3 separate regions of the Homo sapiens genome follow, and all the other regions are linked to region 1. A link is a contact called in ENCODE Hi-C or POLR2A ChIA-PET data. All regions are on one chromosome and are shown on one strand. The core of a region is the stretch at or near the end of the contact, and the rest is flanking DNA. Distances in the headings are between cores, read along the strand shown.

What was found. A loop is a pair of places that touch in the nucleus more often than their neighbours do. ChIA-PET counts read pairs that join two places held with the same protein, here RNA polymerase II (POLR2A). Pooled maps may share reads with other maps.
Region 2: a loop to region 1 is called in a map of endothelial cell of hepatic sinusoid, with 4 times the contacts of the local background. The contact joins the enhancer-like site here to the promoter of LINC01101 in region 1. A Hi-C loop is called at or near these places in 2 of 168 maps with a recorded cell type or tissue (Caco-2 and endothelial cell of hepatic sinusoid). POLR2A ChIA-PET finds 5 or more read pairs at or near these places in 3 of 52 experiments (BJ, HepG2 and MCF 10A).
Region 3: a loop to region 1 is called in a map of psoas muscle, with 2.2 times the contacts of the local background. The contact joins the enhancer-like site here to the promoter of LINC01101 in region 1. A Hi-C loop is called at or near these places in 5 of 168 maps with a recorded cell type or tissue (HepG2, PC-3, gastrocnemius medialis and 2 more) and 6 of 50 pooled maps. POLR2A ChIA-PET finds 5 or more read pairs at or near these places in 3 of 52 experiments (HepG2, K562 and MCF 10A).

What each region holds. Positions count from the first base shown.
Region 1 is chr2:120,464,916-120,467,846 of GRCh38, reverse strand. It overlaps LINC01101 (long intergenic non-protein coding RNA 1101), which reads left to right and starts at 1,498. Exons shown (of 1, transcript NR_027181.1): 1 at 1,498-2,931. RefSeq lists an enhancer at 1,202-1,744.
Region 2 is chr2:120,420,495-120,423,425 of GRCh38, reverse strand. No RefSeq gene overlaps it. Among named protein-coding and RNA genes, the nearest start is that of LINC01101, 44 kb to the left of the region's middle. Within about 2 kb of position 1,436, at least 2 of the 41 ENCODE cell types and tissues checked have a DNase peak (open chromatin) inside an H3K27ac peak, as active enhancers do.
Region 3 is chr2:120,502,647-120,505,577 of GRCh38, reverse strand. No RefSeq gene overlaps it. Among named protein-coding and RNA genes, the nearest start is that of LINC01101, 38 kb to the right of the region's middle. RefSeq lists an enhancer at 1,256-1,757. Within about 2 kb of position 1,487, at least 5 of the 41 ENCODE cell types and tissues checked have a DNase peak (open chromatin) inside an H3K27ac peak, as active enhancers do; they include gastrocnemius medialis and psoas muscle, where a contact is called at or near this core.

The DNA of each region.
Region 1 (2,931 bases), core at 249-2,748:
ACTCACCACATGTTTGAATCAGGGGTCTGATGCTGAAGAAGCCAGTGGCAGTATAACTTACCCTAAGCATTTCTCACCTTCTCTACCCCAAATAGGGGCTGGGGATCAAGGACTTCCTGAGGGCTAAGATGAGAGGAGCAGGCCCAGGAGATCCAAGGAACAGACCAGAAGATACAGCCCAGGAAAGGGGGGTTGCAGGCTCAGGCCCTTGGGCCAGCTGGGTGCTCAAGGCTACACCCTTTGTGAGGCTCCCACCCTGGCTCCCTGCAGCCCAAGGGAAAGGGCTGTCTGCTAGTGACCAAGTGGGCGTGATGGGTCTCCTGTGTCTTTGACTCCACCAGACTCCCACAGCCTCATTCAGGGCATAAAGAACCTACAACCTGCCCTTTCTTTTTTTTTTTTCAAGACAGAGTCTCACTCTGTTGCCCAGGCGGGAGTGCAATGGCACAATCTCGGCTCACTGCAACCTCCGCCTCCCGGGTTTAAGCAATTCTCCTGCCTCAGCCTCCCAAGTAGCTGGTATTACAGGCATGTGCCACCATACCCAGCTAATTTTTTGTATTTTTAGTAGAGAGGGGGTTTCACCGTGTTGGCTAGCCTGGTCTCAAACTCCTGACCTCAGGCGATCTACCTGCCTCAGCCTCCCAAAGTACTGGGAGAACTTGACCTTTCTAAAGCCCTAAAAGCTAATGTTTGAGTGTCTGCTGTACATCAGGTTCTTTTCATCTTCATGAAAGTCCTTCGATACAAGACTTTGCATCCCCATTTATAAACGAGGAAACTGAAGGATCAAGAGGTCAAATGGTTCGCCCAAGGTCACACTGCTGGGAAGAGGGGGAATTCTGTTTCCTTCCCAGAAATAACCACCCTACAATAATATGTTGCTTCAGAGCCTATTTTATTCAGTCTCCCAGACAAACACTATTCATTGCCATCTGAGTGCCTTTGTCCCAGCTCTGCCTGTCCCTCCAGCCTGGAATACCCTCTGGCCTCCACTGGCATTCCAGCTTCAAGACTCAGCCTCACTCCCTCCCTAATCATAAACAGCCATCACTTATGGAAAGCACACCACAATATTTTACAGCAGTCCTACCCGACAGGTCCCTGTATCTCTGCTTTCCAGATGAGGAAACTGAGGCTCAGAAAGGAGCATTTTCTGGCCTCTGTCACACAGCTAGTAAGGGGGGTGGCCAGAAGGCAAAGCCAGCTCTGCCAGGGCAGTGTCCTCAGAAGAGCCGAGAGAGGGAGGAGTTGCTTCCAGGTCAAGGTCAGGCCTCCAAAAAGAATGCTTGGTCTGGGCCCTTCTCTCCTCCCCCACACTTGGCCCTGCAAATTGGCTTTGACCTTTCATGCCCCTGCCTTTGAGCTTCTCCCCATTCAATTGAAATCACAAAGGAAGAAAAGAGGGCTGGCGAGAGGGAAAGGCCCCTCCTGGCCCAGGCCCAGGTCCCCAGCCACGCCCCCGCAGGCGCATCGAGCCCTCCAGGGTCTGTTTGCACAGTTGGGGTGCTGCGCTAGGAACCCCACCTCCGGGAGAAAGGCACCACGAGGTCATCTGTTTACTCTGGGATTAGCGGCTCCCCGTGGGAGTTCTTTTCCTACGAGATGAAAAGAAAGCGGACAATCTGTCAGGTAAACAGGCCGCATTGTTCCCAGCCATGTCGGGGGCCCCTTTGTGGGCCGGGCCTTTGAGGTCGGTTGCTCCCTTGCACAGGGAAAGAGCTTACTTAAACGGAATGGAACGGAACGGGAGGCCCCGGCTGGTGGGCAGGTCGCCTGCTGCTGATACAGGAAGGGACAAAGGGCTCGGACGATTCCGGTCTTTCCTTAGCTGCTCTCCTTGCAAGCTCTTTCCTCCCCATGGGTCTCTTGATGAGTCCAACAAGACGGGCATGGAGCCCGATCTCACAGATGGGGAAGCTGAGGCCAGCGGCAGCTTCCCCCAGCACAGAAGAGAGCTCCTGGCATTCCAGCAGGGGGTGACTGGAAGAAAACCAGGGACCTGGTCTAACCACCTCACTCTTCAGATGGGGAATAGCTGGAGATACAGGAAATGGCAGAGTACGATTTCTGCACTGGAGGTTTCCCCAGGTGCCCCTGCTGGTTGGTGGGGAACACAGGAGCCACGACCATCCCCACGAGTTGGCTGTCAGTTTTATGGATTCCCAGAATATTTAACAGCTGAGTGGATGGCACTGGTCAAGGCCGGCCTGTTCCCTCCCACATCTACCCACAAGGTATCTTCCTGGGAAGCAGGGAAGACAGTGTAGGCCCTGCCCCGCCAGTGCATGAGTGTCTGGGAGTCAGGACTCCTGTGTTTGGGTGGCCCTGACTCCAGTTTGCTCTGTGGCCCCAGGCAAGCCACTCACCCTCTCTGGGCCATCCATCAAACAAGAGATAAGATGCTCTCCAGGGGCTAGCCCTTCCTTCGGACCGTGAGAAAAATCTAGGGAGGGCACAGGCATCCATCCATGAGGACAGGATGGAGGAGGGACTACCTAAACCCCTGTCCATCTCTGACCCCCAAGAGGCCTGTGAGGCAGTGGGGGCAGCGCCTGGCCCAGCCACCATCCTCTAGGCAGGGTGCTGCCGTGGGAAGAGAGCACTGTGGTGAGGTGGTGAGACCGCATGCCCCGGGTCACCCTGACCGGTCCAATTGCCTGTCACTCACCAGAGGCCCAATCTTGGGCAAGTGACTCAGCCTCTTGGTGTGCGAAATGGCCCCCATGAGGCCTCCTCAGCCTGGGGGGCTCCATGGCAGAAGGGTTCCAAGAAGGCAGGAGCTGGAGCTGTTCTTGCCGCTGCTGGGAGGTCCTGTCCACCCTCTAGCCTCCCTCTCCCTGATCCCCCACCACTGCCCATTCCCAGTAAGGCACCTATTCTCTTTGCCACCCTGACACCAAGTCACTGTTCAGCTTGTGGGCAACGGAG
Region 2 (2,931 bases), core at 187-2,686, 44 kb after region 1:
CCAATGGAAAGAGGAGGAGGGAGGTGCCAGGGGTGATGCAAGGTTTCTGGCTTGGAGATGAGGAAGGCTGTGGTGTTCTTTGCTTGATGAGCAGCAGGGGGTGAGGGAGGAGAAGACCAGGAGCTCGTGGGGCTGGAAGTGGAGATGCCCTGTTGCCTTTGCCTATGTCTGTGTGGAGTACAAAAAAGAGGTCTGGGCCGGAGATACCAAATTACTGCTGTCAGTAGAGTCAGGCAGGCCAGGTTATACCTAGCAACAAACAACCCCCAAATCTGAGCAGCTTGTAACCGCAAAGGCTCATTTCTCACTCATGCCACGTCCTTGGCGGGTTAGGTGGGATCCTAGACAGACACCTCAGAAAGGCTCTGATTTTATTCCTCAGCAACTGATGTCCCAAAGGCTACAGAATCCAGTCCAGGAGTACCCATCCCTAGCACAGGCCCCCGACAAGGCCTGGCACTTGTGCAGAGGTGCCACTGGGCAGGGCCTCTGAACCTGGCTATCTGACCCAAGCCAGTGGGGTTGGTTGGAAGTTCATGGTTCCCCATGCTGGAGGGCAGGCTGGGAAGTCTGTTTGTCCAGGAGACCTCATCCTTCTCCAAGAGCAAGACCCACTGACAGTCAGCCTCTAGAGTGAGGCAGTTCCCAGCATTTTGATTGCTTTCCTTACTCTGCCACAGTGTGCATTCCAGGAGAAAGTGTCCAGTTGGCCACGTATCGTCATGTGCCTACCCTGAGGCTGTGTCCACCGGGGGCAGGTAGGACTTCCCCAGAGAAAATCAGGGCACTGCGATCAGAAAAGGGGCACTGGGAAGCCAAGCACTGCAAATGTCCCTGCCATTCTTCACAAGCTGGCTGGGCTTGGGCTTTCTTTTTGTTTGTCTATTTGTTCTTTTTTTTTTTCGTCTATTTGTTCTTTTTTTTTAACTGAGATAAAACAAACATGCATTAAAGTACATACGCCAAGTGTACATCTCAATATTTTTTCAGAGAATTATACCAGCACCCTGGTCAAGATATAGATGGCTGGCACCAGAAACATTCCCCTCATGAATCTTCTCAGTCTAGACACCCCCAAAGCTCCCCACTCTTCCTCCCTCCATCCCATATTCTAGTGCATCTGCTTTTGAACCACACAGAGAGGCAATCAGGAAGGGTAGACATGCACCTGGCTGCCTTGGCTCATTGCTGTGCCTGCGAGAGTCCCTCGTGCTGTGATGTGTAACAATCATTTGTTCTTTTTTTTTTCTTTTGCTTCTGTGTATATTCATGGTGTGAATATACCACCCTTTTTTTTAACCAGTTCTTCTAGTGATGGGAATTTGTGATGTGGGCTCCATTTATTGTCAAACTGAACCAAACTGTTTTAGGAGGCACCGGGGCAGTAGGAGGAGCCTGGCTTTTCAGTTCTTGCCGGCATCACGTTTCCTTCTGTGTCCTGGAGCCAACCCCAGCCCAGCCCCGGCCCAGCGTCTTGAACCTGTGGGTGTTGCATGTGTTGTGAGATAGACGAGGCAAATCCAGCCTCATCCTGGGCTCCTGGCGCAGTGCTCCTGGAACCTCTCCTGATGACTGCCCATGGAAAGTTCTATTCTTGACCACCCAGTGCATACATCGGGGTCTCCTGCAGACCCAGGGATGATGTTGATCCCCCAAGAGCAGGCACTGTCCGTACCTGGCACGGGACTGGCACATGGATAGGGCCCCAGAAATATGTGTGGAATGGACGAGATTGAATTGAGTTGACACAGAGATGCTGCCCCAGGCTGGAAGACGATGAGAAGGACATAACTTCCAAGCTCCCAGAGGCCTGGATCCGCCTGGGCCTGAGGCCAGGTTCCGGCCTGGCAAGGACAGAAATGGATGCTGAGCCACTTTTTGCTACAGTCGACAGAAGACCATGTCTCTGTTCCCTGGGGCCAGGCCCTTGAAACCTGGCCTATCTGAGAGTGAGGAGGAAAAGCAGAGAAACAATCTCTCTAGACTCCCTCCCATCAGCTTCTCAGGCCAGCTGGCCACCCCCTTCTCCATCGTGGTGAGAACTCCAGTGGCCTCTTTTTCCCAGGAGAGCCTGGAGTCACCCACTCTCCCGGCTCCACCCACCGTAGTTGAAACTGTTGCAGATCTTCATCTGTGGCTGGGACTTCAGGCATGGGCCAGTCAAGGGGCATGAAGACTTGGCTCAGAGAGACAGAAAGGAGGTTGGGCAGGGGGATAGAGCAGAGGTTAGGAATCCAACTCAGCACCTCTCCTAACCAGCGGCAGCAGGCAGGGCTGGTGGGAGTTGTGAGGAGAGCATTGCAATTTGAAGCCTACCAGACTCGGTTATGAATCCCAACTCTGCTATTTACTTGCTGTGTGACTTTGAGCAAGTCACTTCACTTCTCTGAACCTCATTTTCTTATTGGAAAATGAGACTGGCCCTATACTTTAAAAGGCTATAAAGAAGATTAAATCATAGAATGTCTACAAAAAGCCCAGCATACAAAAGGGACTGGTAATTCTCCTCTTGTCCTTCTTGCCTTTGGATCTTTGCCCATTGGAAGAGACAGGACAAAGGTAGGAGTATGAGGCCCAGGAACCCAAGAGCAGCCTCAAGTTGCTCCTCCACCAAGACTGGTGGGCAGTGTGCTGGGGGTTTGCTAAGAGGTCCTCCCCTCTTCTGGTGTCTGTTAAAATCTGGCTTCCAGGATCAGCTTGGAGCAATGCTTCTTAAGAAAATCCCCCGTCCTCAAACCAAAAGCTGGAGGTGGGAAAGTACTTTTTAAGGGCTGGGAAGAAAACAAAGCTTGTTTCCTTGGACTAGGGCAGTGATTATAAACAGATGAATAAGTGAACTGAGGGAACAGAGAAACTGAAAAAATGAGTGAATTGAGGAACAATAGAAAGAATAACAGTTCACACTTAAGACACTCTTACAGGTGCACACCT
Region 3 (2,931 bases), core at 238-2,737, 38 kb before region 1:
TAGTCAGCTGGACACCTGCAGCTCCTCCTTCCTGTCTCAGCTTCATCGCGGCTTCTCCAGGGAGCTGCCTGTGGCCCCTGGGTGAGGTGAGCTCCTCCACCTTAATGCACAGCTTCCCCACAGCACATAGCGCAATTGTCATGAGATATGTCGGTATGTAATTATCAGGTGTCTCATGTCCACCTTCTCTGCCACATCGAAGTCTCCGTGAAAGTGGGGACCTGGCTTGTGTCCTTCATAGCGACAGCTGCAACAGTTGCAGAGCCTGGCAGACAGAAGGTCCAAATATGTGTGGAGTGAATGAATGAATGATAGACCCTCCATCAGGGCTCTATGTGGAGGCTGTCTGGGCCTCCACTCAGGTGAGAACTGGAGAGCGCAGGTGTGGCTTGGGCAAGCCTGACTGTGGAGGATGCAGAGTTGCCGCCAGACACGGAGCCTGGCATATTCGTGTCCGCTTCTTCTTGTGCAGGTGGGCATGGTGGAGCTGCAGCCCCCAGGCTCCATGCAGGTCCAGGTTCCCCTCCTCCTTGTCCTCCTGGTCATTCCTCAGCTTCTTTGTCCCCCTCCTATTCCCACATGGAAGCGCCCTCTGTGCCCTGCAGTCTTGACTGCTGTGTGCAGAGTCTGATTATTCTCATTTCTCTTTGTTGAGTTTTGACCAACCATTTTCTTTTGGTCTTGTTTTGGGATTTTTTATTTTGAAAATAATTTCAACTTTCATTTTAGATTTGGGGGGTTCACGTGCAGGTTTGTTACCTGGGTACATCGTGTGATTTTCTTACAGAGCCTTGCTTCTCTAACATGCTCAGCAAAATGCCCATTGCTGAGCCCTGTGGTGGCCTTGCCGTCTGCTCGCCAGACCGACTGACCCCTTTCCACACAGCCCTTGAGTCAACAGGTAGCTTAAGGTGGGGAACAGAGGAGCAAGTCTTTGTGTGGGACAGTGGAATGAGGGTTCTGGAGTCTGCAGACCGACTACTCCTCAAGGCTGATCACTTAACAGGAACTCATCAGAAAGGAGTTCACAGTCAGCAGCCCACCTCACAGGGTGGCTGCAAGGCCTAAAGGGAATGACTAGCAGGCCCAGCACAGGGCCTGGCGCAGGGCTGGCATTCAATAAACGGTGGGCCCTCCCTTTCCTTTGAATGCCCTGATGAGGTAGGCAGGGCAGGGGATACGTTCGCAGCATACAGGCCCTGCAACACAAGGCCTGAGTCACACATGCACGGCCTCCCAGCCAAGGGAAGTGACAAAGTCTTCTGACTCCCAGCCGTGGGTTCCTTTCAGGACAGCACACCCCTTGTGGATAGGGATAAAGTAGGGGGCAGGAGCTGCCAAAGGTGCTGAGGGTGCAATAGGCGGGCAGGGCCTCTCCAGGGCAGCAGAGTTGCAGGGACACCGTGTCACAGCGTTGCTGGAGAGAAGCACCCTTGTCAAGAGGCCAGGGGCATCTATGTCATCACGAGATTGGGCCCTGGGTGTAAACAGCGCTGCTTTCCTGGACTTTCCCCACCTGGGCATGAGGCCACAGCCACTCGCCCTATCGGGGGTCAGTGCAGATCAGCATCCTCTGCACCCTTGGGCACCACGATGGGCACATCAAGTCATGGCACGTTTGCCTTATTTGCCAATCTGTTGACTGTGCCCCCACTGGCCCTCAAGTCCTATTCATTGAGCGGTAAACATGTTACCTAGCAACCGAGTGTCAATATCAACAAAGGCTCAGATGAAGTTGTTAATCTGGGCAAGACTGACAGCGGGGCCAACGCGCTCCGAGCGCCGCTCCTCCGCTTATTGTCTGACACTTAGACTTGCCCACGAGGATATCGATGCTCAAAAGACCCCACATCTCCCTCCACTATAAAAATTAAATGAAGTGTGCATCGCAGGCAGGGAAAAGGCACCGGCATTGGCCCGCCTGGTGATCTTGCTTGTCTTTTTTCTCTTCTCCCCCAAGTGCCATAGCCCGTGGGGTGGAGTGCTTCCCCTGAATGCGGCAACCGCTGCTAATTTCTGGGAACAATGGGGGACACTCCAGGGCTGGTCCCCAGCACCCGAGGAGACACGCCTGTCATTTGTCCTGTGTGTGGGGCCCCAGGTGGGGTGACAAGGGCGCAGCTGATTCTGGGACCCAGCCTTGTGCCAGGCTGAGGCCGAGGATCTGCACTGTGGAATGAGGGTGACCACGTGGCAGGCCATGGATGGGTGGGGGCAGGGGGTGCAGCCTCAGCAAAGGCCGGGGTGATGTTCCCTGGGGCTCATATTGCAGTGGAGACAGGCAATCAATGAATAAGAAGTGGCCCCATCATGAAATGCTGTGCAGACTTCCAGGTCGAGGGGACAGCCAACACGAAGTCCTCAGGATGGGTGGAATATGTCTGGTATCTTCAGGAGTGTCTGGGTTGGAGAAAGAGATGAGATGAGGAGGATGTGGGGCTAGATGGCACATGGCCTGCAGGGCCACGGCAGGGACTTCAGATGAGTTGGTCCTTAGGAGAGAGGCAAGCCAGCGGAGGGGTTCCATCCAGGAGGAACTTGGTCTGATTTCCACAAGGCTCAGTGCATGGAGATGAGAATGCCTGGCCTGGGTCAGGGCAGAGAGGCCAGGAAGGAGGCTCCAGCAGAGGCCAGGCAAGAGGAGCTGGATGGGGCAGTGACATCACACCCCTAGGAGCTGGTGGAACAGTAGAGTGCACCTAGCAGGAGACCTAGCCTGGGTGGGGCTGGGGACAGGAGGCTTTGGTTGGGGGCCCAGGGCTGAGCACTAGGGCTAGGCCTCAGGTCCTCACCTCTGTGTCCTTGGAAGAGCATGTCCCCACTCAGGGCTTTGGTTCCTCGTCTGCTATTGGGACTACTCTTTGACCTGTCTACGTTGCAGGCATGCAAGGAGGTCAGACAGCACCATCAGCTGGGAAAAGTATGGGTTTG